Linked DNA regions of Homo sapiens: regions 1 and 2 are each linked to region 3. A link is a contact called in ENCODE Hi-C or POLR2A ChIA-PET data. All regions are on one chromosome and are shown on one strand. The core of a region is the stretch at or near the end of the contact, and the rest is flanking DNA. Distances in the headings are between cores, read along the strand shown. Region 1 overlaps MBNL1 (muscleblind like splicing regulator 1). Region 2 overlaps MBNL1 (muscleblind like splicing regulator 1). Region 3 has its middle 19 kb from the start of LINC02917.

Region 1 (3,972 bases), core at 625-3,124, 150 kb after region 3:
TATTTCTTGGAACTTGTCTGTTATTTTCATATTTTATTTATGTGGCAAAGAAGATATCTTCTAAGACATGCATATTATAAGAAGTTGAGGTTATTTTTTGTTTGCCTGTTTGCTTTTTTTTCGCGACAGACTCTTGTTATGTTGTCTAGGCTGGTTTCAAACTCCTGGCCCCAAGCAGCCTTCCTTCTTCAGCCTCCCAAGTAGCTGGGATTACAGGCGTGTGCCACCACACTTACCCAGCGGAGTTGGGGTTGTTAAGCTACTTTTGAGAATCGTTGTATTCTGCAATGAATAAAGATGGGTTTGCCCAAAAGAAATTTTTTTCCTCAAGTAAAGCATTGGCACTAAAAGGCTCCTCTTGACAATCTGTTTATAGCTATTCTCACAATTAAGTGTGGAGAATTAGATTAATTCCATTGAAATCATAAATGCACTGCAATCTGTAGATTATCAGTTAGTTTAGATAAACACCACTGATTACTGTTGAATTATGCATACAAATATTTATAGCATCTTGTATAAGGTACTTGTAAAAATAAATAATGATTATAATAATAAAGATTTAGATCTGGGTGTGGTGGCTCATGCCTGTAATCCCAGCACTTTGGGAGGCCAAGTGGGGAGGATCACTTGAGGCCAGAGTTCAAGACCAGCCTGAGCAACATAGTGATTGGTATTAGGTCTTCTTCACATGTTTGGTAAAAATTCAGCAATGAAACCAGTAAGCCCCAGGCTATTCTTCTCAATATCTACAAACAAAACAAAAAAGTTAGCCAGGTCTTCGATGTGTGCCTGTAGTCCTAGCTACTTGGGAGTCTGAGGTGGGGGGATTGCTTAAGCCCTGGAGGTTGAGGCTGCAGTGAGTCGTGATTGCTCTGCTACACTCCAGCCGGGGTGATGGAGCCAAGACCTTGTCTCAAAAAAAAAAAAAGACTGAGTACTTAAATTTCTATATCTTTTTCCATCTTGAAAGGAATATTTTCCAACTGGTTTAATACTGTTGTTTAATAAGAATAAGATATATCCTTAAATTAAACAACAGTATTAACCAGATTTTGAGATGCAATGTTAGCCACATTTATTTCCCTTTAGCCTTCAGAAAAATCTAAGTTTAGATACCAATTCTTTGTTTCCTGGATAAATTTCTCCATTTTTCTTTATATATTTCTGCTCAGAACTCATACTGTCAGGCCGGTATCATACCCATGGTATCTTATATTCCAACTATAAGATGCATGAATATATTAATAAGTTTTTAGTTTTAAGTGTAGTATGACATACTTTACAAAAGTTTTCAAGTTCAGAAATAGTTTCTATTTATGATAGAAATATTTAAAATGTAAGATTTTTTTCTTGAGAAAAGACTATATTTTGTTAACTTTTTCGGATTATACAAGTATTTGACTCAGATGTCTCAGAAAAGTCTCACATATTATCTCGAGGAAACATACATTGAATTATGCTTTAATTGTTTATCTCCATTGTTTTAATCTTTTGTCTAATACAGTGATATAGTTTTCTCTTCATAGTTAGACTCTCTTAAAAAAGAAGCTCTTGAGAGTGTAGTTATGTGTGGTTCATCCGTAAAATAAGAAGCTGTTTTAGAAGTAAAATGTGATGTTTATGGTGGACAAGACTTGCTGACTAATGGTTGTTGGAAATTTTCCATTTGTCAGATTGTTATGTAGATGATCATATATTAAATATAGCTAAGAGGAGAGCAAAAGCCCAAGGAATCTAAAGAACATTTTTTTTTGGCTAATAGTATGTTTTTAGGAATAAGAGCTGCTGTAAAGAATGCAGAAGCCTCATGTCATTAGCTGCACGTCCATCTCCTAGCAGATGAGCTGAGGGGTGCCACGCACTCTCTCTATATATATACGCACACACACACGTGCATGCGCACACACACACATACACACACACATACATATATATCTCTTCTTGGGGAAAATGGGTCTCGCTGCTTCACCTGAAGTCTGCATGCTTTTTGTTCCCTATTTTTTGCTAGTTTCATTTCCTCACTTCCTCTTTTCCCTTTTGTTCCCTTTTCCCCGTACTTCCCCTAGACTTAAAATGTTACATGAAGTTGAGTTTGTGGCTAGTGATTTACATGCGAACTTGTTGTTTTAAAACAAAGCCCCAAAACTGTGGCAGTGAGGATAATACAGCAAAAACAGTGAGGCTATTCCAAGTAGTTGAAAGATTTTCATTGTGAGTGAGAAGCCATTAATGATGGTTGTGGTTGTTCCTTTTTTCAAAGGTTTTCTCATTTTTGATAAGATGATATTTTACTACATTTAATAGAATTATGCTTAGATAAGATGCTTTTTTCATTGAATTGGCCTGGTCCTTGTTTTTATGTGGGCCTTTGAATCTGGGTTGATTTGAAACTACCTACTGCTGTCCTCTATACTGTCTGCAGAGACCTGAACCTGTAGATCATATAGAAGTCGTGTAATAGCTAGGACCCATCAGGTGGTTATAGAACCGAAATTAAATTCAAGCCCCAACACCTCCACTCGTCAGCCATAGACCGTTAGTAAATTAACCTGTTAATTTATATTGTATTATCTCTTATTTGGGGACAATAAAAGGCCTATTGAATAGAATTTTAGGGTCTAATACATGTGAAGCTCTTAGAACTGTGTATAGTACACATTATATAGCAAGAAATGTTTGTTGTCATTATGTGTTCAAAGGCAAATTGTTGATGGAATTGAAACCTATATTGTGACACACATTAACATATTTGGAGGCCACATTCATGTTTCAGAATCTTTGGTATTGTTTAAAATTATTTAACATTGAGTAAATTAACTGACTTCTACAGTGACCTAAATTTGATCTATGATCAGATCTATCATGTTAATCTATTGTTTCATAATAGGTTGAGCTATCAAATGATGGACACAAGGATAAGGTATAGGAAATCTTCGCTTACTGTCTTCCGTGGATTCTTGGAAACTATGACTTGACATGAAATGGAGTATAACAAAACCAATTGTTTTTCTCATTAGTGTTATAACTAAATGACCTTGAAGGAAACGATATTATTTGAGGACCTGCTGTATATTGTTTTATGTAAAGTAACAGTTTCTAAGAACCTATTGGTGATGTTAAGTGAGGACTAACTATATTAAGAATGTTTCAGGCCATGTGGGATGGCTCATTCCTGTAATCCCTGTGCTTTGAGAAGCCAAGGCAGGAAGATTGCTTGAGGCCAGGAGATCGAGACCAGCCTGGGCAACATAGCAAGACCTCATCTCTACAAAAACAAAACAAAACAAAAAAACAATTCACTAGGTGTGTTTTCTAGCTACTTGGGAGGCTGAGGTGGGAGGATCACTTGAGCCTAGGAATTAGAGGCTGAAATGAGGCACAATTTCACCACTGCACTCCAGCCTGAGTGATAAAGCAAGACTCTATGTCTATTTTTTTTAAAAATTAATGTATGTTCTAGCTACTCAAGAGAGATATAGTAATGTACTTTTTAAAAATATTTCTATTTTGCATGATAGCTCCTACCAAGAAACGGGTACAATATAATGCAACAACATGTTTTTAATGCTACCTCTCTATATTTATTTAGGTAGGTAATAGTATATTTCTACCTGGTATTTATGTAATAGCTAGACAGCTTTTTGCAAAAATCTTTTTAAATGTACTTATATCATTACTTTTTCCTTTGAAAGATTTTCTCTTTGAAATCTTCCAAGGCTTTTTACAATTCCAATAATATCAAGAAATCATACCCAAGATACTATTTTGCATCATTATTGAAACAGGAGTTTTACTTTTTATCCTTATGTTATTTATTTATTTTATATTTAGAGACAAGGTCTTGCCCTGCTGCCCAGGGTGGGATACAATGGTGCAATCATGGCTCACCGCAGCCTCAACCCATCAGGCTCAAGCAAACCTCCTATCTCAGGCTCTCAAGTACCTGCAACTACAGGCACATGCCACCAT
Region 2 (4,157 bases), core at 1,235-3,734, 180 kb after region 3:
TAGCTTTTTATGCCATCCATTGCACTTGAGTGCCCTTTTCCCCAGTGTATATGAAATGAACTATTTGGAAAATGGATAATTTAAAAATAGAAGTATCAGTTAACTAACAGTCAGATAACATTAGCAGTTATCTTGAAGTCACTGGCAAAAACAGAGTTTAAAAAAACTCTGGAAAAGGTTGTGGTTGATTGGTAAATGAGAATGTGTATTAGTATATGTAAACCAACCTGTGGTCTTCAGAGTAGCCATCATTAGAATCATCTGGGGAGCCTTTAAAATACACTTATGCCTGGGACCCAGCCAAAACTATCTAAATAAGAATTTCTGGGAGTGGAGGCTGGATGTAGGAATTTTTTATTTATAATATACAGTCATGGTCAAGGACCAGTGACTAAGCTTTACAGTATTGTCAAGTGATGTGATAGCTGGACACCCAGAAATGCCCTTCTGTCTCTTATTCATTCTACAAACATTTATTTGAAATGCTTAGGTTGCCAAAATATATAATTCCTAATCAAGAACAGTAGACAGACTTGTAGAAATTATCTATAATATAGCTTGGGAGGTGCTGAATTCACTACTGTGAGTTTATTCTACTTGGCAAGAAAAGAAGGGAGGGAAAGTGAAAGAAAACTTCTTTAGTAAGTGACATTTGAAAAGGGTCACTTCTCATAATCAAATTTAACCTATTAAAATGATTTACTTTTAATATCAACTCCTTTTAAAAACAGATGCCCAGTTTCTTAATGGTAAGTGAAATGAACATGAGTTGATTCTTACTTTGGCCTGAGGAAAGCTTTGTCACAGCTACTCTAGGAGCTACTGTTTCTTGAACACAATTTCCCAAGTGAAGGTACGGCTTGGGCAGGGAGTTTTGAGTACCTGCATAAGGTCATGTAGCTAGCGGGTGAGAGAGCTGCAATGAACACAGGTCTCATTGGTTCCTGGATATGTGTTCTTTCATTGCACTAAACTATACTATAGTCCAGTGAAAGAGGCTTCGTTTGGGTTAATTCATTAAAGGAGATTTGCGGCTGGACGTGGTGGCTCACGCCTGTAATCCCAGCACTTTGGGAGGCTGAGGTGGGCAGATCACGAGGTCAAGAGATCGAGACCATCCTGGCTAACACATCCTGGTGAAACCCCGTCTCTACTAAAAATACAAAAAAAATCAGCCGTGTGTTGTGGCAGGCACCTGTAGTCCCACCTACTCGGGAGGCTGAGGCAGGAGAATGGCGTGAACCTGGGAGGCAGAGCTTGCAGTGAGCCGAGATCGCGCCACTGCACTCCAGCCTGGGTGACAGAGCAAGACTCTGTCTCAAAAAAAAAAAAAAAAAGATTTACTAGAGGCTTTGTTGGGTTAGTTCATTAAAGGAGGTTTTAACTTGATGGTGAGCTGGCAAACTCTGACAAAGGAAATGTTGAAGGAACAGGAGAAAAGGATGCTTTCAAGCATCTCTGGAGAAATTGACCTGAGTGATGGGAACCAGGGGTTGCAAGGTAAAGAACGTGCTAGGAGAGTGAGAGCAGCCTGGTCATTTTCCTTTTCTGAGTACCAGACCATAATTGAGGCCCCTGTATATATTCCCCCATTTAATATTCACGTTATCCCTAGCCTGGTATTCTTATCCTCATTTTCATAGAAGAGGAGGTTACAATTCAATGAGGTTTAATAATTAACCCAAAGTCTCACTGTTCATAAATATCAAAGTTGGGATTTGAACAAGCAACTTTCTGATTTCACTTCATGTGATTTTTAACCATTGAGCTGGGACTGTATTGCTCTTTCCATGTCAACTCCTGGGACTGTTTCTCTGTGCTTGTCTCTAAGGCTTGTGTATATGAGAAGCTTACAAGCTTAGGATACAGATACCTCTAACAGGTGACCATATTGTTTACTTAGGTGGGAGCAGAGCCACAAATTTGTACTTGGATAACAGTAGTAAGCAGTTAACTGAGAAAAGGAGGAAATGGTAGAAGACTAGAGGAGAGAAAAATATATTTGAATGAAGAAAAAAATGGGGCTATAGTATGTCAGTTTATGGACCCTGAAAGAGATGCAAAAGGAATGTTTGAGAGCTGTTTTATTGGACAGAATATCCTATATTCTGAAATATAGTCAGGACTCATTCACTTGGTAAACACTTATGGGGTTTTCTTGGCCTGATATAGACTGTGGGCATGAGCCTCCTTCTGGAGGCTGTCACCAGGGAAGGAAGATGTGTAAACAGTGCCCAGTATTAGGAGAGGAACATGTACAAAATACAAAGGAAGATACAACAACTATTTCTAATAAAAGCCACCTGTTTTCAGCACAGGTAGAGAGTGTAGAAATCACAGATATATTCCTTTACTCACTTAATGCACCCGAGCAGAGTGTTTAGCAGATCCAGGCTTTCAGCCTAAATGTTGTTGGTGTGATAGCAAGAAAAAAAAAAAAATCGTGTGACAACCTTCTGTGCTTTCCCCTCTCACGTTCACATTCTGGTTTGTTAAAAAAAAAACTGTGTTGCCATGGCTGACGCTCCTGTGAGGCCCAACATCTCCATACTTTTCATCTTAACTAAGCACTTAAGAATATGCACTACAGCTTCTGATTGCCATTTAGAACAGAGCACCTTGTGATGACTAAGCTCTTTCAAGTATCTATGCTTAACGTGATGGCTTCAATACCCTTTTGCTATATAGACTCATCTGTAGATACTTGGTACAAGTTCCATAGTTTATAGTTGTCATCTATTTTTATTTGTATGTTTATTGTTAATATGGATCTTTTTCTGAAAAACTATTCAAGGATACTAGACACATACTGTATATGAAATGATTCTAAAAATTCTGAGACTTTTCTATTTTATTCTCAGTGGTAATTTTTAGGTAGTTTGTTGAGTGTTACTTTAGCTATTTGGGGAACTGCCCTAGAAAACCAGTGGAATTCTCTAGGTATGGGGGTGGAGTGCAGAGGAGGAGACAGGCTCAGATAACCTGTGTTGTGATACTGCTTTTTTTTGCCTCAAGAGATTTTCTTTACCCTTACTGCTTATGCTGTTGCAGTCCATCCAATAGAAACATGTTCTGGGCTCATGAGCCAATTTGTCTTTCCCCTCGCTGCTGCCTCAAGTCTGGGAGAGCTGATGGCAGTGCACAATTTTAGCAAATGGTCATAGGCAGGGGGGTGGGGCAGGGAGGGGAGTGTTTTCTCCATGGGGACAGAGCCAGTGTCATTGAGCACATTTTGTTCAAGTACAAAGTTGATCTGTCTGAAGGAGACTGTGGTCAGCAGTGGTGAGAACCTTTATTGCCTCACCTTTTCTTCGTGCTCTGTCATTGTTTATGTGAAGCAGTAGCATTTAATGGCTGGACTTGAGGCAGAATTTGTGAGGTCAGAAATTGACAGTATTTGTTTTTCAGTTAGGGAATCTCACAGATTTAGAAAGGAGTGCCAATGAAAAATTGGGAAAAAGAAAGGGTCTTTGTATTTGGCAAAGACAATGCAGAGCAGTGTAATATATACTAATTTCTGCATGTAAATGGCAGCCAAAATTTTACACATCTGCTACAGTTTAGAAAATTATTTAAGCACTAATTATATGCATAATATATGCTGTCCCATCTAGAAGGCTGAGTAGACTTCAATGGAAGAGTTACAGTGGAAATATTGACATAGGTTGTTGGAAACATATTACATAATATTATACTTTGAAATTTATCATGACTGAATAAGTGTTATCACTTTAGAGATACTTTACTTTATTTGTAGGGATATGTGGGATCTAGCAGGTACAAATACAACAAATGCCTCATATAAATACTAAGTAATGATGTTATTATTCTCAAGCTGACTTAACCAAAATGTTTTTCCTCTCTGATTTCCTTTAGTTACTTTTATATTTCTCAATAAAGACTTGCCCCTTAAAACATACCATCCTATATTACTGTCTAACTTTATATCTTTAATTTTATGTGTTTGTATGTATGTTTACATATATATGTATGTATATATACACACACAAAGATATATAACTTTTTCATTATATAATAGTTTTTAAATTATTTTATATCTAAATATAATATATAACTATATATAATTAATTTTTCATTATTTGTGTTATATCCAAATTGAAGAGGCATGTCAGTGAAATATATAGATAATCCAAGAA
Region 3 (4,395 bases), core at 102-2,601:
GGACTTCACAGTACTCATGCATATTTGGTGTTCAGCCAAAGAATTATAAGGATCTCTAGCCAGATTTTGGAAGTCTTTCTCCACTTAGTTCCTTTATCTCAGGTACTTTGCCCCACAAATTCTAACTGCTGCAGCCTCCCAAATTGGGATATTTGTCCCCCCAGTTCAATGAGATTCCCAGGCTTATTCTGGTTTCCTCATTCCTTTGCTGCAGCTTGAAAAGTACCTTCAAACAAAATGCTCCTCATTTGTTTCTTTTTTCAGAGACCATTATCTGCACTGCCTATGGTCCAGGGTCCGTCTTTCGTTTTTTCCTTCCAACTTTTATTTTAGGTTCAAGGGGTACATGTGCAGGTTTGTTACATGGGAGAATTATGTGTTGCTGGGGTTTGGTGTACAAATGATTTAATCACCCAGATACTAAGCATAGTCTCCAACAAGTAGTTTTTTAGTCCTGACCCTTCTCCCACCTTCTACCCTCAAGTAAGCTCCGGTGTCTGTTGGTCCCCTCTTATAAGTTTCCAACTTACAAGTGAGAACGTGCGGTATTTTGTTCCCTTTCCCTGCATTAATTGACTTAGGTTGATGGCATCCAGCTGCATCCATGTTGCTGCAAAGGACATAATTTGATTCTGTTTTATGGCTGCATAGTATTCCATGGTGTATTGTACTGCATTTTCTTTTCTTTTCTTTTTCTTTTTTTTTTTTTTTTTTTTTTTTTTGAGATGGAGTCTCGCTCTGTTGCCCAGGCTGGAGTGCAGTGGCACGATCTGGGCTCACTGCAAGCTCCGCCTCCTGGGTTCACGCCATTCTCCTGCCTCAGCCTCCTGAGTAGCTGGGACCACAGGCGCCCGCCACCACGCCTGGCTAATTTTTTTTGGTATTTTTAGTAGAGACGGGGTTTCGCAGTGCTAGCCAGGATGGTCTCGATCTCCTGCCCTCGTGATCCGCCCGCCTCCGCCTCCCAAAGTGCTGGGATTACAGGCATGAGCCACCGCGCCCGGCCTGTACTGCATTTTCTTTATCCAGTATACCATTGATGGCCATCTAGACTGATTCCATGTTTTTGCTATTGTAAAATGTGCTGCAGTGAACATACATGTGCATATGTCTTTATGGTAAAACGATTTATATTCCTTTAGGTATATAACCAGTAATGGGATTGCTGGGTTGGAAAGGTAGTTCTGTTTTAAGTTCTTTGAGGACTCTCCAAACTGCTTTCCACTGTGGCTGAACTAATCCAGTTTCTAAAAATAAATATTTTCTATATTTACTCAGTTTTCTAGTTGTTTATGGGTGAAAGTTAATTCTACACTCTGTCACTCCCCCAGGGCCAGAAGCAGAAGTCTCCTGGTTTTCAAGCATGACTTCCTATTGTGCTTATGGTTTCACTTCAGTTGCTTTTAACACACAAGATCCTGTCTTACCACTGTACTTATATGTATACAAAATTAAAACATTCCTGAATAAGTGATTGTTTTTGCTTAGGTTATTGCTTTTCCTATTCTCAAGAGAATCTAAAATATTTTTTGATCTAGATTTTTGACTGGAATATCAAACCACTTTTGAGACAAGAGGCTTTTGTATTTGAGATGGAGAATCAGGTGGAGACAGAATTAGAACTGTTCACTCACAGTTCCAATTATTAGTGGTGGTATCTGCAGATTCAGGCTGCCATAAGAATAACTCAAATCTCAGTGAGAATGAAAGTATGATATTATATAGATTTTTATTATAATTAGTTAATTATAAGATAAGAGAGAAAATTTTCTCTTGTTGGTTGCTTTCTCTTCTAGGTGTTATCTATTACTCTGTTTTCGGTGAAACCCAGGATTATGTGACAGAAAGTTTTTGTATGAAAACTCCTTGAAAATCAGTTTTAAATGTAGCTACAAAGTTAGGCAGTTACTACCATTCCAAATTAGGAAGAAGATGTAGCTGCAGATCTAGTTAGGCAGAAATTATCACTTTTTTTACCTTTGAAGATGAGAAATATAGAACTATTACCAAAATTGATCTTAATGTAATAATCATCATGAAGCATTAGTGAACATATAAGTTAATAGCTTTGTTCCATTTGAATCAGAAAATTCACAGATTCTATGTAGTGCCAATGGTGCCAAGATTATATTATATCATTGTTTTAAAATTATTATTCATATCTCTATAATACAATTCAACCGGAAAAAAATGATTATTTTTTTAGAGTCAGGGTCTTGTTCTGTCACCCAAACCGGAGTGCAATAGCACAATCAAAGCTCAATGCAGTCTCAAACTCCTGGCCTCAAGTGATCCTCCCACCTCAGTCTCCCAAGTAGCTGGAATTACAGGCGCACGCCACCAAGCTAGGTTAAATTTTTTTATTTTTATTTTAGTAGAAATGGGGCTTTACTATGTTGCCCAGGCTGGAAAAAAAAAATGATTTTTATGTGCAGAATTAAGATGCTGTGTGCCCTAGAGGAAGAAGAATGCCCAAGTGATTTTTGGTGTTGACCTAAACCTTTATTCAAGAACACTCACCGTTTAATAATAATGTTTTACTGTATACATTTGTAAGTACATAAACCACATTTTAAAAAATGCTCATCTATTCCTAAAAATCATCCTAAGTAAAGTTACTAATTGAGTCAGGTAAACAGCAAAGACCTTTTTGTGACATATTTCAGAGTGAAATACCCATGACTTTTAACTTTAAACATTTAGCAGCATAAACAGTGGTAAGTTTGTCTTAGACCATTTGGAAAATTGCCTGGAAAGAGTTTGGGTCTTAGAAAGAATTTTGCTTCAACGTGAGATCTGTGAATTGGAGAGCTGTGAAACACTGTGCAGAGAGGCACCAACACTTTCCCGCCCCCTTTATAGTTAGTTGTAGGACTTCCTTGTAACAATACCCCTTTTGAAAACACTTTTACAATAGATGATAATGCATTGATTTAGTCACATTTCTAGTCTTTTGTAGTACAGTTAAAGATTGTATTGTTTTCTTGACCAAGCTAAAATAAAACAGATGCAAGTAAATCAGACAAAGATGTGAATTTGGCATATGAGTGGACACGGTAGAATTAATATTTATTCCTTATTGTTCAGTTAAGCAGTGTTAAACATATTCAGTTAATATGAACAAGGGGGTAATGCTTTCATAGTAAAAACTGCTAAATTTTGTAAATTTTGAAATTTAATAACTTAAACATTTGAAAAAGAGAGTAATGGGCAGAAACATGATACTAAAATCTGGAACATCTACTAAAGAGTAGAATAGTTCATACACTGAATCACTCATTCAACAAATACCTGTGAATGCTCTGTGTGTGTGTGTGTGTGTGTGTGTGTGTGTGTGTGTAATTATAAATATTTTTGTGCTAAGTGATATGGGGAATGCAAATTATATTAGGTCAAAGTACAGCCATCACCAGTCTAATATTCACTGTGATGGGAAAATAAGACACTATTAGTGCACAACAAAGTGGAATTTATTTATTTATTTATTTTTAAATTTGTACAGATTCAGGAGGTACATGTGCACGTTTGTTACTTGGATATATTTTGCAGTGGTGGACTTTGGGCTCAGTCTCCTGCCTTTTGGAGTTGGAAGTGTTTAAATGTTAAACTCTTCTGGAAACATCCTCACAGACAGACCCTGAAATAATGTTTTACCAGCTATCTGAGCATCCCTTAGCCCACTCAAGTTGACACAGAAAATTAACCATCACAAATGTTTTCAAAGGAGAAAAAACTAAGTTTTAGCTGAAGAAAGACAAAAAGACGAAATTGGTGCTTAGGTCTATGGATTGTGATGATCTCGCTTTGCAAAAACATCTGGATATACTATGAGATCATGCTGGAAGATCCTCAGATTAGTTCTCAAGAATCTATGAGAGTTTAAATAGGAAGCAAATACTATTTTCATTTTAAGAAGGTATTTATTTTTCTTTTTAAAAAATATATTCTGGATAAATTTTTTAATATTGATGTCATAACCAAAATTTTACCAGGGTATATCATATTCTGTCAGTTGTGCTTTTATTTTTAACTAGATACTAAAATGTGAGTAAACAAAATCTCAACTAAAGTTGATTTCTTCAGTTTTTTTTTCTATTTCAAAACAATTTTAAATGGAAAATTATGATAAATTTAGAGATATAATAATGTTAATAAAATTACCCAATATAAAGCCAGGTGCAGTGGCTCACGCCTGTAATCCCAGCACTTTGGGAGGCCGAAGCGGGTGGATTACTTGAAGTCAGGAGTTTGAGAACACCCTGGCCAAGATGGCAAAACTCCGTCTCTAGTAAAAATACAAAAATTAGCTTGGCGTGGTGGCACATGCCTTAATCCCAGCTACTCAGGAGGCTGAGGCAGGAGATCATTTGAACCCAGTAGGCAGAGGTTGCAGCG

The links. Hi-C counts contacts between places; a loop is a spot of excess contacts on that map. ChIA-PET counts read pairs that join two places held with the same protein, here RNA polymerase II (POLR2A). Pooled maps may share reads with other maps.
Region 1: a pooled map shows a loop between it and region 3 (2.4-fold over the local background). The contact joins two enhancer-like sites. A Hi-C loop is called at or near these places in 1 of 50 pooled maps. POLR2A ChIA-PET finds 5 or more read pairs at or near these places in 3 of 52 experiments (T-cell, activated CD8-positive, alpha-beta T cell and activated T-cell).
Region 2: a pooled map shows a loop between it and region 3 (1.9-fold over the local background). The contact joins two enhancer-like sites. A Hi-C loop is called at or near these places in 1 of 50 pooled maps. POLR2A ChIA-PET finds 5 or more read pairs at or near these places in 4 of 52 experiments (BJ, GM12878, OCI-LY7 and 1 more).

The regions. Positions count from the first base shown.
Region 1 is chr3:152,374,902-152,378,873 of GRCh38, forward strand. The region is part of intron 2 of MBNL1 (muscleblind like splicing regulator 1); the gene reads left to right. Among named protein-coding and RNA genes, the nearest start is that of MBNL1-AS1, 110 kb to the left of the region's middle. Within about 2 kb of position 1,875, at least 14 of the 41 ENCODE cell types and tissues checked have a DNase peak (open chromatin) inside an H3K27ac peak, as active enhancers do.
Region 2 is chr3:152,400,712-152,404,868 of GRCh38, forward strand. The region is part of intron 2 of MBNL1 (muscleblind like splicing regulator 1); the gene reads left to right. Among named protein-coding and RNA genes, the nearest start is that of MBNL1-AS1, 130 kb to the left of the region's middle. Within about 2 kb of position 2,485, at least 20 of the 41 ENCODE cell types and tissues checked have a DNase peak (open chromatin) inside an H3K27ac peak, as active enhancers do.
Region 3 is chr3:152,222,565-152,226,959 of GRCh38, forward strand. No RefSeq gene overlaps it. Among named protein-coding and RNA genes, the nearest start is that of LINC02917, 19 kb to the left of the region's middle. Within about 2 kb of position 1,352, at least 2 of the 41 ENCODE cell types and tissues checked have a DNase peak (open chromatin) inside an H3K27ac peak, as active enhancers do.